3 separate regions of the Mus musculus genome follow, and regions 1 and 2 are each linked to region 3. A link is a loop called in an ENCODE intact Hi-C map of the cell type or tissue named here. Cell type or tissue: left cerebral cortex. All regions are shown on one strand.

What was found. Peaks named below come from ENCODE experiments on the same cell type or tissue, not always from the same donor. Only the 100,000 strongest peaks of a DNase experiment are listed, where the experiment ranks them.
Region 1: it touches region 3 in a loop (2.6-fold over the local background); 3 of 42 quality-filtered maps call a loop at or near these places.
Region 2: it touches region 3 in a loop (8-fold over the local background); 3 of 42 quality-filtered maps call a loop at or near these places.

What each region holds. Positions count from the first base shown.
Region 1 is chr6:138,046,332-138,054,331 of GRCm38, reverse strand. The region is part of intron 3 of Slc15a5 (solute carrier family 15, member 5); the gene reads left to right. Among named protein-coding and RNA genes, the nearest start is that of Slc15a5, 30 kb to the left of the region's middle. In left cerebral cortex, no CTCF peak of the experiment used is centred here; a DNase peak (open chromatin) is centred at 4,644.
Region 2 is chr6:137,931,170-137,939,169 of GRCm38, reverse strand. No RefSeq gene overlaps it. Among named protein-coding and RNA genes, the nearest start is that of Gm38552, 78 kb to the right of the region's middle. In left cerebral cortex, no CTCF peak of the experiment used is centred here; DNase peaks (open chromatin) are centred at 3,678 and 4,105; H3K27ac peaks cover 923 bases.
Region 3 is chr6:137,868,889-137,876,888 of GRCm38, reverse strand. No RefSeq gene overlaps it. Among named protein-coding and RNA genes, the nearest start is that of Gm38552, 16 kb to the right of the region's middle. In left cerebral cortex, CTCF peaks have their summits at 4,375 (motif pointing left) and 5,886; DNase peaks (open chromatin) are centred at 4,368, 4,835, 5,150 and 5,951.

The sequences.
Region 1 (8,000 bases), 180 kb before region 3:
AGTCTTACAGGCTGATGTGAAAGCTGGGAACTCTGAACTATGGTTCTCTGCAAAAGCAGGAAGTGTTGTTAGTCTCTAAACCATCTCTCAGCTTCTGAATGTATTTTTAATGGATACATAAAAGTATAAAACATGCATAGTATTGGGGTATCATGATGTTTCAATATACATAAACATATATCATCTGTAATGTTTAAATTGGGTTAAACCCATATTATCTCATTATGGCTAAGACAGCATTCAAAATCCTTTTTAAAAGCTTTTGAAAATACTTGAACTTGTACTGGATTGTAGTACATACCTGTAATTCCATCGTTTAGAAGGCAGAAAAATCAAAGGCTCAAAGCCAGTGTCAGCTACTTAAACAAGGCTGAGGCCAGATTGAGGTACGTGAGACCCTGTCGCAACACAACACAACAAAACAAAACAAAACAAAACAAATAAAGCACACGATGCCCTGCTGTTCTGCACAGTCACTCTGCTTTATAACAGCACCAGACCTTCCAGAATGTATCTAACTGCAACTTAGTACCTTCCGGCCAGTCTTTCCCATCATCCTGATATCAACCAACTCTCCGAAGGAACAGAAGTGACGGACTATGTTATTTACTTCAATTAGGACGTGTGAGGTCTTGCCTACCGTGGCCATAGTTCTACTGACTTCTTTTACCTACATGTAATTTCCCCTGTAAGGGAAGAAACTCAGGTCTGTACTGATACTCAGATGAATATTCACACCACGTCCCTGTGAGTTCAGCAAAACGGATTTCCATACTCATCTTTCTTCTCCAAACACGGAATTTCTGTGTCCACAAATTCCCTCCATCTCTCCTTAAAGATCATAGGAACTGACTTTCTACTTTCTGTTTCATTTCTGGGCTTTAGTTTACTTTAACTTCTCCTTGTGTGGTTTTAACTTTAATATATACCTATATGTCTTTAATTTTGTACGTGTGGCTTTGGTATTATGGACAGTCTTCCTTCCCTTTTGATTTATTCCCTTTAAATAAATACCCTCCTGTTTCACATACGTGATAGCATATGACATCTTATTTTTTTCTTTTTTAAAAACTTTTTTAAAAATAATTTATTTTTATCCTATGTGCATTGGTATTTTGCCTGCACGTATGTCTGCGTGAGGGTGTCAGATGTTGGAGTTACAGATACTTGTGAGCTGCCTTTCGGGTGCTGGGAATTGGACCCATGTCCTCTGGAAAACAGTCAGTGCTCTTAACCACCGAGCCATCTCTCTGACCCCCATTTTCTTCATTTTTAAGGCTGTATAATACTCCGGTGTATAGAACACATCATTATTGGTGATTTTAAGGCAGGCCCTCACATAGCCCAGGCTGGCTGAGAATTCACTATGCAGTGCAGAGTGACCTTGAACCCAATCCCCATCCACCAGCATCCAAACACAAGCGCCTGGATTGCAGGCATGTGACGCAAACAACATTTCTTTTCTTTCTATCCACTCGTCTGTTACTGGACAGTTAAACTGCGTACACCCATTATGTGCATAAAGGCTGCTGTTACAAACAGAGGTGTGCAGGCACCTTCAGAGTCCTGACCCTTGGGACCACGTGCCCAGAAGTACATCTCCTCCTCTTTTACTGCCTAAGACCATTTCCTGCTGCTTCCCTCGATGCCTGCCTCTCCTGCACGCCCATCCCTGTGCCAGGCACCACTCTCATGCTCGCCAGGTTCTGCCAGCGTTTAGCTTCTTCTTTTGCCATTGATTGTGGCTGCACAGGTGAATGTGAGCTGACGTCTCATCACAATCTCAATCACCGTTTCCCAAAGGATCAATCATAAAATCTTGTTGATGTTTGTCAGCCACTTTTATGGACTGTTTGATAAGTTATCTTTTCAAGTCCTCTGTCTGTTTTTAAAATCTGGACATTTGGTTCTAGTCATTGTGAACGTGTAGAGGTCTGTTATATCCTGAATATTGACCTTCCTTGTATTGGCTATGTAAGTTACAGTCAGTTCCTTCTGTTCCACACTTTGCCCTTTTGCCTGTTTCCTTTGATATGCAGTTTATACATTTACCCTACTCTCTCTCTCTCTCTCTCTCTCTCTCTCTCTCTCTCTCTCTCTCTCAATTTTATTAGCTGTGCCTTGGATGTCACATCCAAGAAAACAAAACAAAGTACAAGGTCTCGAAGAGTTTTATTTTCCTGATTTCTCTGAGTCTTTGATGGCTTTGAGTCTTTAATCTATTTTAGTTTAATATTTTGTGTCTAGCATGAGGTAAATGTGCAGATTCGTCTTCTGCATCTGGATATTCATCTTTCCTACTCACTTTCCTTCTGTGGAATATTTGCCTCCTGTTGAAGATCATTCACTGACTATCTGGTTCAGGAACTTAATTTCCGTTCTTATTCCAGAACTGTGCGTTCTCTATCCCTGTTGCTTTGTAGTGTGCTTTAAAATCAGAGAATATTGGGCATCAAATCTATTTTTCTTTCTCCAGACTATTTTGACTATTCAAGGGTACATGAGATCCAAGATATGTTTAAGGATATATTTTTTGCTCTTCTGTATGTTGGGGGAGGGCACACCCACACATGCATACACACACACACACACACACACACACACACACACACACACACAGTGTTGCTGTGATCTCTTTGGATTGAGTTAATGTTTTAACAATACTAAGACTTCCAACTAGCAACCATTGGGTTTTTTCCCATTTATTAGAATCTTCTTCAATTTATTTACTTACTTTTACTTTTCTGGAACAAGATCTCATGTAATCCAAAATGGTCATGGCTCAATTATGAAGCCAAAGACGACCCTGAAGTCCTGCTCCTCCTGCCTCCACTTCCCGAGTGGTGGGATCACTGAAGTGCTTCACGACACTCATTCTCTTCCATCGATTTTTTTAAAAAATTTTTTGCATTTTCTAGTAAACTTCACTTTCACCTGCTTGGGCAAATTTATTTCTCAATATGTATCATTTTTGACTGTGCTGTGGTGCCTACTACTGCCTCCTTAACTTAGTCAAGGTTTGTATTCCTGCACAAACATCATGACCAAGAAGCAAGTTAGGGAGAATAGGGTTTATTCAGCTTATACTTCATATTGATGTTCATCACCAAAAGAAGTCAGGACTGGAACTCAAGCAGGTCAGGAAGCAGGAGCTGATGCAGAGGCCATGGAGGGATGTTACTTACTGGCTTGCTTCCCCTGGCTTGCTCAGCTTGCTTTCTTATAGAACCTGAGACTACCATCCCAGGGACGGCACCACCCAGAGTGGGCCCTTCCCCTTGATCACTAATTGAGAAAATGCCTTACAGCTGGATCTCATGGAGGCATTTCCTCAAGGGAGGCTCTTTTCTCTGTGATAACTCCAGCTTGTGTCAAGTTGACACACAAAACCAGCCAGTACAGTATCCAAGTTCACATTCGTGTTTTGGTCAATGTGAGTGTGTGCACACATGTGTGCAGACACCAACAGAGGTTGGATGAGGGCATCGGATCCTCTGTAGCTGAAGTTAGAGATGCTGCTGGGCTAACCATGGCTAGGAACAGAATGCATATCCTATGCAAGAGTAGCAAGCACTCTCAATATACCGGACCCTGGGTTCAACCTTCATGCACTATGACAGAGAGAGAGAGAGAGAGAGAGAGAGAGAGAGAGAGAGAGAAGAGATAGATAGATAAATGATAGGTAGGTAGGTAGGTAGGTAGGTAAATAGATAGATAGATAGATAGATAGATAGATAGATAGATAGATAGATAGATAGATAGATAGGTAGATAGATAGGTAGGTAGGTAGGTAGGTAGGTAGGTAGGTAGGTAGGTAGGTAGATAGATAGATAGATAGATAGATAGATAGATAGATAGATAGATAGATAGACAGACAGACACTAACATGGAACATATTTGCTATCCCAAGATTTCAAATTCTTGGCCAGCCTGTTTACAGGATGATTCTAACTCAAACAAGTACACATATATCCAACGGCTTAGTTAAACATTTTCAGAACAATTCAGCATATGTCCAGTAACTTACCACCACCCTATTTGAAAAACATGTTTATCTGAATAATGAAATACTTTCCTTCAAGTCTTATAGACCCATAGCATCAACTGCAATTCTTGATGGAGCCCGAAATTTTCATATTTTATCCTATGTCAAGGTGATTCCTTTTGCTTATTATTAATAAGAAAACAAACTTATAAGCTGCAAGAATACAATTAGCCTAGAAGATACTCTGTGGTTTTTCATGAATGTCGCTCCACACCATGGCTGCATGGGAGTGGGCGCTTTGTTTCTTCATTTGATGGTTTTGTTTGTGGTTTCTGCTTTGCTGGATCACCCAATGATTGTGAAGTGAAGCTCTATCTTTTCCCCCCAGCAAAGGATATAATCCTTATTTTGGCTTCTTCCTCTCTGATGACTAAATTGGAAATCTCTCTAAGCTATAATTCAAAGCCATAGGTGACCTTAAAGAAGGGATTTTTTTTCTCTATGCTACCTTTTATCTTAAGGTAACTTTTCAAATGTAGACCATGCATTCCATTATGTTTAGCTGTCAAGCACGCCCTTCATTTGCATTTCTTCCCACTGCTATAATTTTGAGAACTGGCAGGTGACCAAAGGAGAAAAAAAATATGCCTCTACCATGGAGAGTGCAATGTAGGCGGATTTTTTATTATTATAATTAAGTACCATAGATATTCATGATTAGATCAAGGTCAGAGGAGCAGAACATCAGAGCCAAGGACTTAGAGGTACAAAGAATAGAAAAATGGCTTCCTAAAAGGTTTTTTTCAATAGTAATAGCTGCAATCCTTGGATTTTGCAATAAAACATTTAAAATGGCTCATCTGTTTTATTTTAGAAGTGAATGCCTGCTGTGTGTGTCCTGAGCCTTTGAGCCAGAACTCTACATCTCAGCTGAATTTTCATTGTGAACTGGTGTGTGTGTGTGTGTGTGTATGTGTGTGTGTGTGTGTGTGTGTGTGTGTGTGTGTGTGTGTGTTGTATGAGTGTGTCTTGTCCCCCACCCCCTGCCTCAATATCCCCTTTCTCCTCTGGGTGCGCAAAAATAATCTGAGACTTATAATGTCAGTGGAATTTTCTTTAAAGACTGAGTCTCCACAACACACAATTATTTGGAGAGTAGATGAAAGCTTTTTTTTTTAAGCCTAATGGATTCATCCATAAAGATGGTATAGCATGTATGTGCAGGTGATTTCAACAGGGAGAAACACAGTGATGGGGTCAGCTGCCATGGCCCTGGCAGGCACATGTCTCATGGCTTCTTTTACAGAATGGCCTCTTGAGGTGGCCCAGCCCATTGGTTTAGGGCTCTGTCTTGCTCTATTCCTACCTACTGCACACCCTGCCTTATGCCTACATTATACCCTGTCTTATATCTACAACACACCCTGTCTTATATCTACAGCACACCTTGTTTTATATCTACAGCACACCCTGTCTTATATCTATAGTACATCCCTGTCCTATTCTTACAGTACATCTCTGTCTTATACCTACAGCATATCCATGTCTTATATCTAGAGTAAATCCATGTCTTATACATATAGCACATCCTGTCTTATATCTACAATACTTTTCTATCTTATACCTACAGCACACCCTGTCTTATATCTACAGTACATCCCTGTCTTATATCTACAGCACACCCTGTCTTATATCTACAGTACATCCCTCTTTTATACATACATTACACCCTGTTTTATATCTACAGCACACCCTGTCTTATATCTACAGTACACCCTGTCTTATATCTACAGGATATCCCTGTTTTATACATACATCACACCCTGTCTTATATCTACAGCACACCCTGCCTTTGGTTCTCCTCTTCAATCCTCCTAATCGTTTCCCCACTGTGATAACCTGATGATAACAGAAACTCAGGATTCCTTTCAAGAACTATGTCTCTTCTTGATGCCTGTCTCTCTCTTCCAGCATTCCCAGGCCCGTGACGTGAGTGGTACACATAGGCCTCTCTCCCAGCCTTAAAAAGCACATTGTCACTTTTCATTTAACTTTTGGACTTAGTTACCCAGCATGTGTCAAATGTGACCCCAGCTCAACTCCCAGTTCCCTGAGCTATAAATGTACCTCTCCCTTCCTCCCTCTCTCTCTCTCTCTCTCTCTCTCTCTCTCTCTCTCTCTCTCTCTAGTCTTTCTTTGTGTCTCTGTCTTTCTCTGTCTCTTACTCTCTCATCTCATGTAGCCTTGGCTGACCTGGAACTCACTATATCTACTAGAGTGGTCTTGAACTCACAGAGATTCAGCTCGATGTGCCTCTCAGTGCTGGAATGAAAGGCATGCACCACCATGCCCAGCTCATGACAATCTCTTCTCTCCTTCGTGACATCACCAACACGCAGCTGTTTAAAAGGAAATGTGCCCACCTTCCAGTCTACTCTCTTCTCCCGTGCCTTCCCTTCAGACATCAGAATATTCTGCTGATTGTTGAGAACATAGTCCATTTTATCTGTGTCTCTTTGCTGCTGCCACAGTCCTGACTGCAACACCACTCTCTACTGTCCAGCTCCCAGTTTCCTATCACATCCTCTGAAGTCAATCAGCCATTGGGTTCATGGGTTACTGTTCATTTTTCTGTTTATTCTTCAGTTCTAAGAACCAAACTCAAATCCTCATACACATCAGGTGAGTGAGCCTTTTCTGACTTAGTCACAAACAGGCCCCAGAGTAGCCTTTTCTTCCCAATTCATTCATTTTTTTAATATAACAAAATAAAATATAATAAGATAAAATGAAAGCTATCACATTGACACCAGAGAAGACTAAATTAATTAATGCCCAAAGGAAGGCCTACAAATCAGAGATCCTACAAATCAGAGATCCACTTCTGTGCGCACACACACAGAAGCCATAATAGAAGCCTAGAGGATGGCTGCCACCCCAGGCAAGCCAGGTGCATGCTGCCCCAGTCTCTGTGGGTCCATGAGTCTCTCGCTCAGTTTGACTTAAAGGGCCTGTTTGCCTGGTGTTCTCCATCTGCTCTGTCTCTTCCATCTCCCTGAGCTCGGGAGGGAGGGATCTGATGAACACATCCCTTTCAGGGCTGCATGTTCTAAGGTTCTAGAGTAGCTTCCCGTTAACATACACTGTATGCGATCTCTCGTCTGCTTACAACCTCTTGGTGGCTCCCAACACTCCTGGAGGGACTGTACACGGCTCCCATGCTCTGTGTAGTCTGGTCTCTAGCAAAACCTTGGTCCTTACCTTCTCACCAGCTTCTTCTCGTCAGTTCCTCCTACCTCAGAGCCCTCACTGCTGCTCATGCCATCCCAGCTCACATCTACTTCATGCTCTGCCTGGCCTGTGTCCTCCAGGTCGTGTTAGTGACTCCCAGCCATCATTCGTCAGCGTGTACACCTCGGGGAACCTCAGCACACCACCCGCAGTAGCAGTGAAGCGCGTTCTCTCCACTGCATTCTCATCGCAGATACATCAGCAGGGACTGTCCTGCCTACGGTGCCTCCAAGACCGCAAAGAGGGCTTGAGGATTTGTAAGCCTTGCCCCCTGTCATGATGCTGGTGATGCCGGATACAAAGACAGCCCCTGGCTCACAACCAATATGTTGAATCTGTGATCATATCCTCACGACTTGGGCATGCACTGAACACTTTCCTGTGTCAGTAGGATGTTTAGAAATCACTGTCATTTGTTCATTTGCTGTGGTTTTGGCCACTTGGTTTTCTTAGTTTGTTTCACTGTGTCAGATACAGTTTTTTTTCCACTGAACTTATTTTCCCAAATACCTTACAACCTGGCCCACAGAACAGTGCAGCTGGCCTGAGGATTATTACTGCTGTACAATAAAATGGGTACATAAGAAGGCATGTGTAGAAAATTATGAAAAGTTACATTTGATGTCTCATAGAACTAATAATAAGCTACCAGGATATACCTTTTTTATGTCTTTTTATATTTAATTTTTTTAGTGTATTTCACAAACATGTTGACAATCATACT
Region 2 (8,000 bases), 62 kb before region 3:
GTCTGAGGAAGTGATTCAGATCCTAATGCAGACCATGTTCCCATGGTAGCTGACACATCCCTGAGCACACCTGTAACCGAGTATAAGGATATTAGTGACAAGGGGATTACTGGAGCTTGGTAGCTGCTAGGCTATCTGAAAAAGAAAATGGTGAGCTCTGCATTGAATAATAGACCCAGCCTCAAAGGAATACACTGGGAAGCTACAGAGGAAACTCCTACAAACTCCTCATCTATAGGCAGGCATGCTTACACCAAGTATATATACAACACACACACACACACAAACACACACTTACACATAAAATAAAAAATGAAGCTTACTTTAATTTTGATGTAAGAGAATCAGTCCATCCCATTCCAGTCTGGCCCTGGTACATAATTTTATGTAAGCTGTGAATGCCAGTAGCAACAGATCTCAGTAGAGTATCCATGAAGAAAAATAGAACAGGAAAAATTTAAAGCCCTATGAAAAAGACATTCAGCCTCCTAACTTAAAAAAAAAACAACAACTTGAAATATCAGTGAAATATAACCTAATTTAGTCTTCATGGAGGAAAGTCTAAATCCTTCCGAACGCTGCTGCGATTCTCCAACATCACTCATAATTTTTCCCAAGCCTTATTCTGCTTTGGGTTTATGTGTTCAGGGCATAGACAGAAAACTACAACAGTTTGCAGTGTCTTTTGGGGAAAAAAACCTAGAGTCTGGCACATCTTTCTGCAGGGTGTTTACAGAAGAAGCAGACTCAGGCAGAGTTTCTTCTGGTGAGGGACAGGCGAGGTTCTGAGCCACCACTTTCCTGCTCTCTTTAGACACCATGTGTCCTTCTGTTTTAAAACTCCCTAGTCCCCACATCACACTCCTTCTACCAACAGGACTACCAGCTCCAAGCCCCTGGCTACATGGGACAGAATGGTTACTGTTTATGTCACCGTTTCCAGTCTCTCATGGGCTCCAGGCATTCCGAACCGTTGGTACTTTCTCTACACAAAGAATCTCTATTTTGTGACTTCTCTTCAGCACAGAAGAGCTAAAGTGACAAAACTTTAAAAATTACCTGTGAGGTAAAATTACTCTTCTGTCAACCCCACAGTTTTCTGTGAAAACAATGGGATTGTTTTGAATCACACAAACTTGTTTTAAAAGCAGGGGCTGCTGAAACATTTCATTTTCTTCATATGTATGAGTATGTGATATACATAGCTATGTATATGCATGTACGTGTGCATGTGCTTGTGTGTGTGCGTGCATGTGTGTGCATGTGTGCATGTGCATGTGCTCATGTGTGTATGTGTGTGTGCGTGTGTGTCCCTGTCCATGTCTGCTCCTAAAGAGGTCTGCAAGTGATATTAGGAATCTTTCCCATTGCTTTGCCTGTATGGATGGTGCAGCTTGATAGCTTGCTGGGGCGGAGCGATCCCTGCCTCCACCTTCCAAGGTTGAACTGCCGAGTGAGTCAACCCAAACTCAGCATTTATATGACTTCTAGGTCCTGTGGTAGAAGGAGTCTGATTTGGGGAAGTGCAAGAATTCTGAAACAGCAGGATGGATAATGTCTAAGGAGAACAGGAAAGCAAAGACTCAGAACTAGGATTTATGTGAACTCTGGTCTTCATGCTTGTACACCTCCCCAGACCCGTGTCACATTCACTATTGGTTCAACGTATCACTTTTCTTTCTTCAGATTCATTTAACTAAGGTGTTTACCACAATACCACCCAATACTCCTGAGGGTATGGTAAGACATAACACACAGGCATATGTTACTTCCAGGAGTGCAAACTGCTTTAAAAATGTTGAAAGAAGTATAAACAAAAGTAGCATTAAACTCAGCACATCATCCAGGAGCGGCGTCACACACACACCTACCTACCTGAGAGGCAGAAAGGTCACAGGTTCAAGGCCAGCCTGAGTCTAACTTCTTAAAATGACAAAAGTCAAGATATTTTAAAGAATGTATATTTTTTGAACTAATTACTTTACTTCTAAAAATATAAGCTAGCCAACAAGACACTTCCCAATGAAGTACTTAATAACGTTCATACCCTGAGTAAACAGTCAGGTGTGTTATCTTCTGCCTTTCTGTAGGTCCACAGTATAGTATCTGCAGTCAGAAGATATCTTGGCTTCCCAAACCTTTAATGAATATTCTCTACTTAGATTTTACTCTCTCGTGGGATTTTTATTTAGGAGAACAAGTAAATAATCCACCAAGAGCCTCCGGGAGTGCAGCCTGAATATCTACACACGGCTCACTCAGCTGCTAATGCTGTTGGAAGAGGTGTTAACAGTATATTTATTGATATGTATATGTGTGCCTACTTGAGTTTATGTGCACCACATGCGTGGAGGAGCCCATGGAAGGCAGAATAGGGTGTCTGGTCTCCTGGAACTGGAGTTACAGGCAGTTGTGAGCCACCATGTAGGACCTGGGAACTGAACCCCTGTTCTCTACAAGTTAGGTAGAGTTCTTAATCATTGAACCATCTCTCCAACCCCCAGACTTCAGCCTTAAAACCAAGTTTCCAAGAGAACAAAGCCCTTCTAAAAAATCACTGAGCTAAGGAGCCTCCAAAATAATGCATGCAGCCAAGAAAATATTTCCATAAGTAAAGCTGCCTTTTGTTAAGGGAGGCCAAACTAGAAGACTGATAACGCCTATTTGTGTACACACCCCAGTAGAGAGGCTCTTACCATAATACTACATAATAGTGTTTGCTTTTCCCCAAGAACCAGTTTTCCTCCCTTTCCAGGATTGCCCATGGTTGAGAATGGTCTGCATCATTCTTGAGTTTGGGCATGATTTCAAGTGTGATGTTTTTAAAGCCAAATGGATTCATAGCATTGCCCTGTGTAAGAGACTTACAGCCTACACAAAAGAACCCTCATTGTTTTCTTAAGTATTTAGTTCAGTCCAGTTTGGGGTTGGTCCTAATTGTGTTCATTTTATTGGAACTTTTGAGGTGGGGATGAGAAACAAAACTTGCCACGAAACAAAGCTTTGATGACAGAAAAGCAACAGATGATTAAATGGGAGCTAAAACCCATCTTGTACTCTCGCAGTCCTGACATCTCTTTGATAGATCGCTATTGGCAACGCTATACACATCCCCTGCATCTCTTGTCCTCCCTCCCCCCCCATTCTCCCTCCATCGTTCATTCTGCATATAACATATACAGCCACATGTCTCTATCACTGAGAAAGGATCAATCGTCTTCCCTACGCTGCTGAGACATACAATATTTATCACAGCTTATAGAAGAGAAGCAAAGAAACTCTAAGGATATTCCCTTCAGCTGTGTTTCTGTTGAAGGAGCAGGAGCATTCCAGGCCTCCTCAACCTCACCCCATTGTCAGCCAAGCCTAACATAACTTGTATCACAATAAGCCCGATACACTCAGATACCCACCGGCCACTGCAGAGGAAAGGAGACCTGGTTATTGGTGATCTTCCTTGCTATATTAAACACAACTCCCATTAGGCAAACTCCTTTCCATTTCTTTAAACCTCTCAATACCTTGTAAATCAAATATTTATCAGCCGAGAACCTCTCTTCTGGCTCTCTGATGTTTCAGCTCTGACAAAGTTGGCCACTAGCCAGTTGGTGGAGAAACCGGCAAGAGGAAATCCGACACAAGGAAGAAAGAAAACTCTTTCATTTTTATTTCACAGGAACAAAGTGCCAACAACGCACCCCCACACACAAAGACACACAAGATCTTTCTTTCTTTTTTTTTTTTAACTTGCCCTCGTGGAAATGTTTGCATGGAGTAAGAAGGGCCAACCTCGTCAACAAATATTTACTGGGCATTCATCACGGCGTCCACATGACTTCAGAACCTTACAGGTCGTAGGAAGATTTTCTCAGCTACTGTTAAGAGGGTGCAAGTTGATACTGCCATGCATATTAAACTCTGAGATTGACAAATGTGGAAATGATTGCATAAGCCACGGCTTTGTGAGAGAAGAATCAAGAATTCTGCTTATGAGGGAAAATATGCTAAAGGAGAAAAGCTCTGAACCCTGACTTAAAACAAAGCAAAGCAAAAGAAAGCCCAGAATCCATATGGTGAGTGGGCAGAGGGAGATGATGGATCTACAGAAGGCTACATGGCATCCTTCCAGGGAATGCGTCATCCCTGAGAATCACAATGTAGACATGCAGAGTGCTTTATATGCTGACAATTAGATGGTAGTGTAAAGGGACACACTGGATGTATCTGCAGAATTAAGGATCACGCAGTTGATGCAGTTATTAAGCACTTTGAACACAAATTTTATTGCCAAACAGCAAAGGTTAACTTCTCCTTTGATCTCTGGCATTCAACAGAATGACAAATGGTATGTGTGCCTATGTGGTGGTGTGTGTGTGTGTGTGTCTGTGTGTGGGGGGTGTGTGAGTGTGGTGTGTGTGTGGTATGAGTGTGTATCTGTGTGTGTGTGGTGTGTGTGTATGTGTGTGTCTGTGTGTGTGTGCTGTGTGAGTGTAGTATGTGTGTGGTATGAGTGTGTATCTGTGTGTGTGGGGTGTGTGTGTGTGTGTGTGTGTGTGTGTGTGTGTGTGTGTGTGTGTGTGTGTGTGTGTGTTGTGTGTGTGTGTGTGTGTGTGTTGTGTGGTGTGTGTGTGTGTGTGTGTGTGTGTGTGTGTGTGTGTTGTGTGTTGTGGGGTGTGTGTGTGTGTGTGTGTGGTGTGTGTGTGTGTGTGTGTGTGTGTGTGTGTGTGTGTATACACATACATGTAAAGGCTAGAGGTAGATATCAGGTGCATTCCAAGGTCATTCATATGTTTATTCTCTGAGCCTGAACTCTTTAACTCAGCCATTCTGGCTGGCCAAGGAGCTTAGGATCTTCCTGTCTTTTTCCTTCCCAGTGCTGGTGGGAGCTACATCCAGCTTTCTAGGTGGGTACTGCAGGTCTGAATTCAGTAGAAAAAAAATGAAAATTAATGGAAACCAGGAGTCTATGACTGCCATTAGTCAAAAAGTCAATACAGAATGAATGGCTTTTAATTTGTGGAAGAAAACCATGGGACAACGGTCTTTATGCTAGCACAGTAGACACTCTACCTAAGAAGCCATCCCCTTATCCTCCAAGAAAATGTGTGCCTGCCAGGAATTCATTGGTGGAAGGTTCCTATCAATGGGTTAAGAGGTAGACTCAAGCCATCATGTTTCTCTGAAACTCCTAAGATGCCACTATTGCATAACTAAAGTATGATCCAGCACAGTTTAGCGGCAAAATTCTTAAAACAATTAGCATGAGGTCCCCACATCAGCAAGTCCACCTAACATATTGAAATTTGAACCTTTAGCCTACCATATACTTTCCATTTTCAGAATAAACATTTCCAGTTTGGGGGGAAAAAAAGGAAAACCAGTGACCATGTCCCTTCTAGACTCCACAACTAATGAACGTCAGTTTACTCTAGCCCCGTTTGTAGAACAAATGTAAAAACTTTTATGTGGACTGAGGGGTCCTCACTTTCAGAAGGGTAAATGGAACTCAGAAGATGTCGAGCCAAATAATCATTGCTCTGTTAACAGATGAGCGTAGGTCATGGCGGAACACATGCACATGTGCATGCAGCTAAACGACAGGAGAGAGAAGTTAACATTCTAGTCCCAGCCCCTGTATGCAGTGCCTACAGGGCACCAGACACATCGCTAGGATGCTGGGCACAGGACAAACCTTTCCTTCATGAATTTCAAATATTATAGAAAATAAATTCGAGTGCAAGACACTATGATGTTTATGTTTAGTTCTGGGAAGAAAACCAAAAAAAAGTGCCATGATAAGAGAAAGATGGTTCCAGGCAAGGGAGGCAGAAGAGGTCTTCTTAAACTCATGGCATTTAACATTCAGGATTCCCATTAAGACTATTGATGGCTAGATGAAGAAGAGGGGAGGAGCAAGTCTGGAATGTGAGAAAAGTCAGAAGCCAGCTTAAGTATCTTGGATCATCAGTAAACTGGAAGGCTTAAGCTTCAATATTTCAAACGGTGCTCTCTCTTCTACAGTTCTACAGAGAGCAGAACCAAGGAATCAATTGCAAGAAGAAAAGCATCTTAAGCCACAGTGACAGGCATCCCACTGTCACGGGTGGGAAAGGGCTGCTTGTCTAACTCCAACTCTACCAATCAGCTTACAGATATGCCCAGAAATAGGATGAGTCACCTCTTCATATTAGTAACAAGGGCCTCCAAGTCAACATATCAACTAAATCACATTTCTTAAACATGTCATTCAAATGGGGGAAAAAACATAATAGCTAAAAACGCATGAGTGTACAATGAACAAAGCAGACATGAGTCAAGTATTGTCATTAGTCATGAAGACAGAATAGGAACTCACGGCTCTTATGTTGTGGAAGAAAACCTTGGTTTACATAGAGAAAAATATCACCAAATCTAACTTCAATGGACTCAAAACCCTGTAATATAGAAACAGGGAGCTAGCTGACAAGCCTGGCTGCCTTTCAATAGGGATTTAATAGCACAAAGCTATCAAGTTTCTTTGGAGTATATTCCGTTACTCTTCTAAGTATGCTGCAAAGGTATTTGCTATGTAATATCATACACAAAATAAAAGTCTTTTATCAAAAGGAATAAGCTACATACAAAGTTGGCTATGGCAATCCTTCTAGAATTTTCTTTTGGTTGATCTCTTACTCTCAAAAATCAATAAATTATCAGGGGACTTTCCACATTGCAGTATGAATTAAAAATCAGACATCAAAGTATCTCTCTCCTCCAGGAAGGAGCAGGTTTGTTTCATAAAGTTTTCTGCTGTATTTATTTTTAGATTTTATATATTTATACCTATAGATATAGATATATAGATATCACAGAAAGATGAATATTTTTGTAAAAATTCATCTTTTCCATATATTCAAGACCAATACCTAAACAATAACAGAAAGGAAAGCCTGTCTGTCTGTCTGTCTTGGCGTTTGAGAAGCTGACAAGTTATCCTCTTTCAGTGCTAGGAGGCAGAGACAGGAAGATCCTGGATGCTCAGTGGTCAGCTAGCCTAGCCAACTGGTGACCACCCAGGTTCTGGGAGGGAACCTATCTCTAAATAAATAAATAAATAAATAAATAAATAAATAAATAAATAAATAAATAAATAAATAAATAAATAAATAAGCTGGAGGTGAACAGGGAAGGACATTCAACACCAACCTGTGGCATCCACGTGCATTTACACGGGAACATATTGAGCACACAGGCAAACACAAAGCAAGAAAAATAGAATGAAGGAACAAAGGAAAGAAAGGAAGGAGAGAGGGAGGGAGGGAGGGAGGGAGGGAGGGAGGGAGGGAGGGAGGGAGGGAGGGAGGGAGGGAGGGAGGGAGAGGAAGGACCAGATGAGTGTTGCTGAGAACAGGGAAGGGGGACAGTGTTCAATAATGTGGTCTTGGATCCACAGGCCCTCCACCACATGGGTGCTCGTCTTCAGTGTCTGTGTTCTCTGTAAAGTACCTTCTAGGCAGGCACTGGAGGAGAGCTTTTGTTTGAATGTCAGTCTGCTTAGATAAGGTACATCTAGCCTGTTAATTGGTCTCTAGTCTTTATTCATCTGTCTCTTATCACTAATCTCTCTGCTGCTAAAGAAACAGGAAACTCTCAACAGCTTGTGAGCAGTTTCCCGGGGAGCTGAGCGGCCGGTCTGTCAGAGCCCGGGATGCCTATTTAGGACTGAGACGATGCCTTATCTATTAAGTAAGGCAGGGAGCATTTCCTTTTCTCTATCCAAAAATGCCCCCAGGTGGAGAAATAGAAAGTGATTTTTAAGTTATTAGTACTTAAACAATAAATCTCATATACCTAATAATCACTGGGACGGAAGGGGGAAAGGACCAGATAAATGGTTTCATTTTCTAGAATGTGCATGAACCAGTGCTAAGCTTAACACACTGCAGGGGCTTCCTAAAGGCTTCTAACCTTTCCTTCCCTCCAGCCTCTCCCACCCTTTTCTCTATTCACCTTTCCAACTG
Region 3 (8,000 bases):
TGTACATGAAGACAAGGCATAGGTACAGAGTTAAAAGACTACATGCTTTCTGGTAACATTGGAACTAAAAGAAATAGTACTTTAACATACAGTCTTAGTAGAGTGGAGAGCAATTATGACAGTAATTGGGGGAAATGTTTTTAATGAAGCGTTACATGTAAAGATAAGCAGTGTGAATAAGCCTATCAATGAAAATTCAGTATCAATGAAAATTCAGTATCACCTTCTTGCAGGTGTGCATGTACTAAGCTATTTCCCAACACAATCTAAGAAGAATCGGAAGGTTTTCAACCATCACCATAATAAACACCAATAAGACCTCAAGTCACGTGAGAGGAGAATGCTTTCTCTGAGGGCTGCTGGGGTACCAGTCAGTCTTATTGCACAGCGCAGCTTGTTCCTGAGAGACCCAGTCCGACTCCGCGTCTTCCCAATTTAGGCAAATAAGTTATTTTATTTCAAGTACTAATTGTCTCCACAACAAACAGTGACTCCTCTCAGCTGCGATTATTGGCATTACAATAGATAATCAACAGGAAAGCCTGAATGCAAAAATGGGAAAAGTTGCCTTGGTTACCAACCCGCAATGCCTAAGTGTTACAGTTACGGCCATCTTTCTAAATTTCTTAGCATCCCCCACCCCAACCAAGAGCGAAGGGTAGCATCAGAGTCAGCTTAGGCCAATAAAAGACCCCACTCTTACAGAAATATTTTTATGAAGCCTTTTCACTAAATAACCCCAAGAAAGGAGCCTTCCATTTAGAGTATTTGTATATTCATGTTCATGAACGTTGAGAACAGTAAGATGGAATTGGAGTGCCTGCTTTATGCCCGAGTAGCACATTATTGTGTTTGCTCAATGCACAACACCACAGTGTGGCCATTACTCTATATTATCCTCTCCTCTCCCTTTCCTTAAAAGCAGGTGGAGAAATAGATCACCCAAGGGGCCATCTTACTTCATCCCATATGGACAAAGATTGTGTAGGGCTTGGGGGGCCGAAAGGTTCATCTCAGATCCAACAGTAACTGCTTAGCTTTGCAGCCCTTGATCTGTTTAGTAAATTGAGGATTGTAAAACTAAGATGACTATTCAGATAGGCATCTATTAATATATCCAGCTATTATAAAGCAGGCCGGAAGCTCACACAGCACCTTGCTTATCAAGTTCTGACAGTGGCCGGCACTGACTTTGCCTCCACTCCATAGTCCTGAGTCCAGGGGATGTAGTTGTCCTTTGCTTTCAGAACATCACGCACCACCAGGTGAGTGACATTTTGCTTACCTGGGGGAAAACATCTAAAAAGTATAAATCATGACTATATAATAAGTAATGGCAAAACATGAATTAAAACGTTTAACAAGATGGAGTGATGTCTCAGTGGTTAAGAGCACTAGCTGTTCCTCCAGGAGACCAGAATATCAATTCCCAGCACCCCTCTAGCAGGCCCGTGGCAACTCATAGCCATCTGTAACTCCAGTCCCAGGAGATCCAGTGTCCTCTCCAGGCCTCCGCAGGCACTGAGTGCACAGAAATTCAGGCACATACATACAAGTTTTAAACAGCTAAATCTCAAAATTTTTCTTAAAGTTTTAACAAGTTCCAGATTGTCTAGAATATCATGTAAAAAAAAAAGTATTATCTCTGTTAATAGATAAGGGAACTAAAGGTTATCATATAATTTGAGGGAACTTTCCCCCTAACAATGGAGGGTGAAGGTCCTGAACCAGAAGAGACTGGAAAGCCAGCTCTGCCACTCAGGTGCTCAGGCCTCCTCTGTGAGAACGGCGTGAGCAAATACGCAGGAACCACTCGGAACAACACACACAGGAAGTATGACATGTGGACCTGGAAATACTTGTGACATTGAGCAATGTCTAAAAGTGTCCAGGCATTTAGTTCTATTTACCTTGCTATTGTTGTTTCTTATATTAAAAACCTTGATACATTCTTCTTTGCTGGAGTCACTACCTGTTATAAAATGTCACTAGATGTGCTGTGTAAACAGAGCTACTGGATACAGTGTTTCTTTACCCTGCTCGGGACAATCAGGTAAGTGATGCAGATTTAGATCCCAGCCCATGCCCAAGTCAACAGAGGAGGCCTTCTGACCTCAGTGGTCATCACAAAAGCAGATTCCCACCATCCACTCCTACTTCCTGCTGACTGCTTACCTGTGTGCTCTTCCAGGAGGAGGGCGTGACCTTGAGACATAGCCATTCGCCAATTGAGTTTATAGAGCTGCAGGGTCCAGAGAGACTCTGGCTCACAGCCAACCAAGCTCTCTCTCTGGCAAGCTCATTGCCTTGATGTTAACAGTGGATCTGGAAGAGTAGAGTCTTTTCGCCCTTTGCACAGAGCACTTTTATTCACTAAATCTTGTCAAAGAGCCACCTGTCTTTCATCTGCTGTGGTGGTTGAATTCCATTCGAGGGGCAAACACACACATACACACACACACACACACACACACACACACACACACACACACACACACCTGTTAGTGTTTACCTGACACTAACCAGGGTCATTTGGGCAGAAGGAATCTTAATCAAGAATTAAGGATTCTTAATTAAATTAGTTAATAAGATTAGCCAGTAGGCAAGTCTGTAGGGCATATTCTTGATTGATGACTGATGTGGGCTCACTGTGGGTGGTGCCACCCCTGGACTGATAGTCCTGGATGGTGTAAGAAAGCAGACTGGACAAGCCATGGACAAGCCAATAACAGCACTCCTCCATGGCCACTGCATCAGCTCCTGCCTCAGCCGAGTTCCCGCTCAGCTGAATCCTGCCCTGACTTTCCTCAGTGATAAACTGTTACCTGGAAGTATAAGTGAGATAAACCCCTTCCTCCACAAGTTGCTTTCCGTTGTTGTGTTTATCACAGCAATGGAAATTGTAGCAGAGCGAGCCATCACAGAAGAAGGAGCAAGAGTAAGAGAAAAACACAGAGAAACAATGTATTCTGGAAACAGGGCTGCTGTACATGCAGACTCATAGCTGCCATGGCTGCCTGTAGGCTTAGATGTTTCAAAACCTACTTAATTAAGGGTTCTTAAATACTTCAACCTTTCTTCCAGCCCTCCAACCAAAGGTAGAGAAGAAAGCCTGTTTAGAAGTAGTCCTTTGAGATGGTACCAGTCTTTGTTGTCAGGACGTCAATAGTCTAGTCCAAAACATTAGACTTGAATCAGTACCGGCAGCCTGGTCCAATCAGCAAACACATATCAGTAGCAGCAGCTCGATCCAGAAGAAACCATGAAGCTCCACCAATTTGGTACAAGTCCACAGAAGCACCCAGAATAACCATGAGAAGTTCTTTGGCAAGTTTCTCTCTATGAAGTCAAGGCAAGTGAAGATCAGTATAGACCAGCAAAACTTTGAAAGAAGAAGCAAGGCAAGAGCATCATTTGCAGTCTGTTGGGCTCTATTTATACTCTTTCAAACATCATGCGCCCTTTCAACTGTCTGCCTCATCAAAGCATCGTCTCATGTGTCTGCTTCAGGAAAACATCCTCTCATGTATCTGCTTCAGGAAAACATCCTCTCATTACCCAGCTTCCAGAAAAAAAAAAAAAATTACATGACAACTGAGCCTCCAAGGAAACCAGAAATTATACTTCAGTTGTCTGTACAAGATCTGCACAAGATCAAGCCAGTAAGTGTTCCAGTTTGGATGGGGAGAGGGAGGGATCATGAGCTGCCATACGTAGCTGAGGACAGTTGACAGTCTGGGGGAAAGAAGAGTCACTTCTTAATGAGGTTGTGGCCCTGATAAGTTGACCATGGATGCCCAATCCAAGGAGATTATGGCCAGCATAAACTGTGCCAGTGGGTTATTTTAAAAATAGTAATAATAAAAAGGACACGGAGATGAACAGGGTGGGGGCAGATCTGAAAGGAGTTAGGGAGAAGAGTGAAGATACGATCAAAGTACATTATCTGCAGTTATCAAGAATTAATAAGAATATTATGTATTAAAAGTGTTTAACACATCACTTCTTGGCCTTTTGTCTAAGATCAAGTGTAAAAGTGTTTAACCACAATGGAAGATAGGAATATCTGGAATCTCTAAGCTATACAGCAATAACAGATTCAGAAAGCCTCAGCTTCGTATAGGATAGAAGCAAAGCACCTAAATAAATAATACATGTGTGCAAATAATCCTGACTACCAGGCCTGAGGGACAGCACATGATGGGGTTTACTGAATGTCAGAGACGTTTGCTGAGGGACAGCAAGGCCACAGCTGTCTCAAACTAGCATTTGCAGAGCTGGAAGAAGAGTCCAAGAGGGAGGTTCCACAAATACCAACTTAACTGAAGCTGATCCAGAAGAGACACGTTGTTCCTTCGGCGCCCTCTATTGACAAGGTCAGGCTAGTGCCATTCGGCGAGGCATGCGTCATTCAGTGAGAAGAGAGAGTAGATTTGTGTGCCGCTTAGAATCAACAAACTGATAATTGGGTCCGTACAGATACAAAATGCCTTTTTTTCCCCCTAAGACATGCACACAGAAGAAATGCCTGTTTCGTATTTGTGCAAAGACAAGCTGGGGAATTGCTTTGAGTCCTGAGATCATGGTGAGGGGTACCTGGCATGCAACCATTGTTGCTCTGCTCGGCCCCAAATAACCAGTCTGTATAGGCAGCCTCTTCGCAGCACGACACTATGGCTCGCCGTCACTTCCTGTTTGAATTACTTTTTTAAAGACATAAACAATAGCAATCACACACACAAGCCTCTCTTGTTCAGTTGCTCTGAACAGGTTAATTGTATGCTGAGGAAAAGCGTTCCTTTTCTAATGACTCAAAAGCAAGACAGACGAGTGAGTGAACGTGTGATTTGATTCAGACATTCTTCTTAGATTGTTGCTGTTTGCGGCCATCACCTGGACCTACCCCTAACACCGGTGAAGTTAAGAACCTAGACTATCTAAAGGCATCCGTCCCAGGGTTCCTCAGGCTACTGGACAATTTCCATTTCTTGAATGAAAAAAAAAATCTCAGAATTCATTGATTTGGGGGTAAAGTTACTGAAAGCATCGAGGAAGGTCAATGAAACGGGTTGCTTAACTGAGGGAAATAGATGCCATCCTTGCTCACTGGTAGTTTCTGTGTACTCTTTATGCATAAATCAGTCTCGTTTGTGATAAGGAACACTGGAAGGGCTTGGATTCTCAGGAGGAGCAGACAGAAGCAGGAGCCCTGGGCCGTGGTCTAGGGAGGGCTTTGTGTGAAATTGCTGAAATGGAAGCAGACAGCGAGTTAATTCTGTTGCATTTCTGATGGGTTACTCTGCCGTGCTGGAAATGCTTCGAATGTGGACACTATTAAAGAAACTAAGCACCCGGTGGAAAGAGCGGGACAGGGTTGTTTTAGGTAAACTGGGCTGGTTGCAACAGCGGATAGATACTTTCTTTCCAAGCCTTCGAAAAGTAAAGGGGATACTCTCTTTCCAAGTCTTTGATGTTATCTTTCAAATGGGGGATGAACACACTTTTTGTCAACTTTCTCTACACCCTGAAATAACAAGACTCCATTCCCAAGCTTTTCTGTACCATAGTTAACAATTATTCTAATTGTCAGTCCCTGGATTTTTTTTTTATGCTTTCCCTGAAATGTGATAATTTGTAGGCTAATGTAAGAAATTAGACCATTTCCTAGTTTTTCTAAAAGGAAAGCACAAGGCTTCCTCTCTCAATAGATTGACATCGCAACCCCTCCACCTGTGAGAATCAATGAAGCGTTCACTCATTCGGAGTTCTACCGCCTTCTTGTCAACAAGGTGGAGGGAGTTTGTTTTTTTTTCTTTTTCTTTTTAGTGCTTTCTCTGTACTGTCATTTCAGATTCACAGTTGCTAAGTATTCCAGGAGCCCAGCAGAGGGACTCTCTCATGGTGTGATTTGCAAACTTTGAAATAACACCCACCATCAGAAGCACCATATGTTGCTGCGTTATAGTCAGCTGACAGGAGCATGTCATTTGTCATTCGAAATTCAGAAAATGTCAGCATCTTCATACCCAGCAATTGCCTACACGCCTCTCTGGTTAGCAAAGAGCATCATTGAGCCTAAGTGCACATGAAAATATGGGAGTCGTATGGAGGAATAAAAATAGCGGAGTCAGTATTAAGACACACAGCTTCATGAGCATATGGACAGACAGATCAACTTCCTATGCTCCCACCGTGTGTGTGTGTGTGTGTGTGTGTGTGTGTGTGTGTGTGTGTGTGTGTGTGTGTGTGTGTCTGTGTGTGTCTGTGTGTGTCTGTGTGTGCATGCATGAGTATGTATGTATGTGTGCGTGCATCTAGGAGAAAGGTCTGACCCATAGGGTTAATGGCATTTGGGCTAATCACGTTTTCTAACACTGGTGACTCAAATGTATCTTTTAATTATAAAATAGGATACCAAAGAATATTTTTTAATCCATTAAAGGCAGATTCAACATAAAACACAAGCTGTTTCCTTTGTGATTAAATTGCATGCAGCTGCGCTAGCTTCCGCAGAGCCAAGAGAGAAAAGCACTTGGTAATTCTTCCTAATTAGAGGATGCTAATTACTCCTAAATACAATGCACTTTCAATGTTATAAAGGTTCCTCTAAATCAATGTTTTTATAGGGCTAAAAATTAATAATGATTTCAAATCCATTAACTGTGGCCAAACTACCCATTTGTTCATGCTTGCACATGACTTTACAATGAAATCTCTGAACTGAAATGAGGTGAGGACCGAGCCACATGGCCTGGCGTATTAGCACATTATTTCCATGTTGATCAGTGCCCCATGGTGGTGTTTCTTCCCTGTGCTCATGTCATGGTGGAAGCAGAAGCAGGCACTCTGTGGTTGGAGCATGGTCATGCTTCCAATTTGCCTTCACTCTGTGTTCCCATCAGATAGCGGAACTTCCCTGCAGCAGGGGCTGGGATCTAAGTTCTTAATCACACGAGGGACCCATGGGGACAGAGAAACTCAGTTGCTGGGCACTACACGTTTTCTCCTTTGACACAAAAGTCCATGAAGACTTTGAGAGTCAAACAAAAGTTGTCCATTTTGTCTAATTAAAATACCAGGGCTGTATCAATGTATAGAACCAGTGAGATGTTTCAGCAGGTGGAAATGTCTGTTCCCATGCCTTATGAGCTGAGCTCAGTCCCTGGAACCCCCCCCCCCAACACACACACATGATAAAATGAGAAAAACAACTACCTTTATAGGAAAAGTATAGTGTATGTGTACTCAAATAAATGCACAAAAAGATTTAAAAAGTATATAAATTTTAAAATAACACTGTTCACTACACACTCTTCCAACTAAATTATGACCCTTATCAAATAAAGTCTTTTAAACATTTTTCTGGGATTAAAGTGGTTCAAGTGCACTATTGCATATGCCAGCAAGATTTTGCTGAAAGGACCCTGATATAGCTGTCTCTTGTGAGGCTATGCCAGTGCCTGGCAAATACAGAAGTGGATGCTCACAGTCATCTATAGGATGGAACACAGGGCCCCCAATGGAGGAGCTAGAGAAAGTACCCAAGGAGCTGAAGGGGTCTGCAATTCTATAGGTTGAACAACAATATGAACTCAACAGTACCCCCAGAGCTCATGTCTCTGGCTGCATATGTAGCAGAAGATGGCCTAGTCAGCCATCATTGGGAAGAGAGGCCCCTTAGTCTTGCAAACTTTATATGCCCCAGTACAGGGGAACTCCATGGCCAAGAAGTGGGAGTGGGTGGGTAGGGGAGCAGGGCGGGGGGTTGAGGGAGGGGTATAGGGAACTTTTGGGATAACATTTGAAATGTAAATAAAGAAAATATCTAATAAAAAAAAGAAATTTTAAAAAATAAATAAATAAAGTGGTTCAAGTGGTTGCCAGGCATGCATGAAAACCCGAATTTAGATTCCCAGAACCCATTAAGTGCTGAGTGGGTCGAGTGGTTCCTCTGTAATTCTAACTCCAGGAAAAGACATGAATGCCCAAAGCCACCTGAT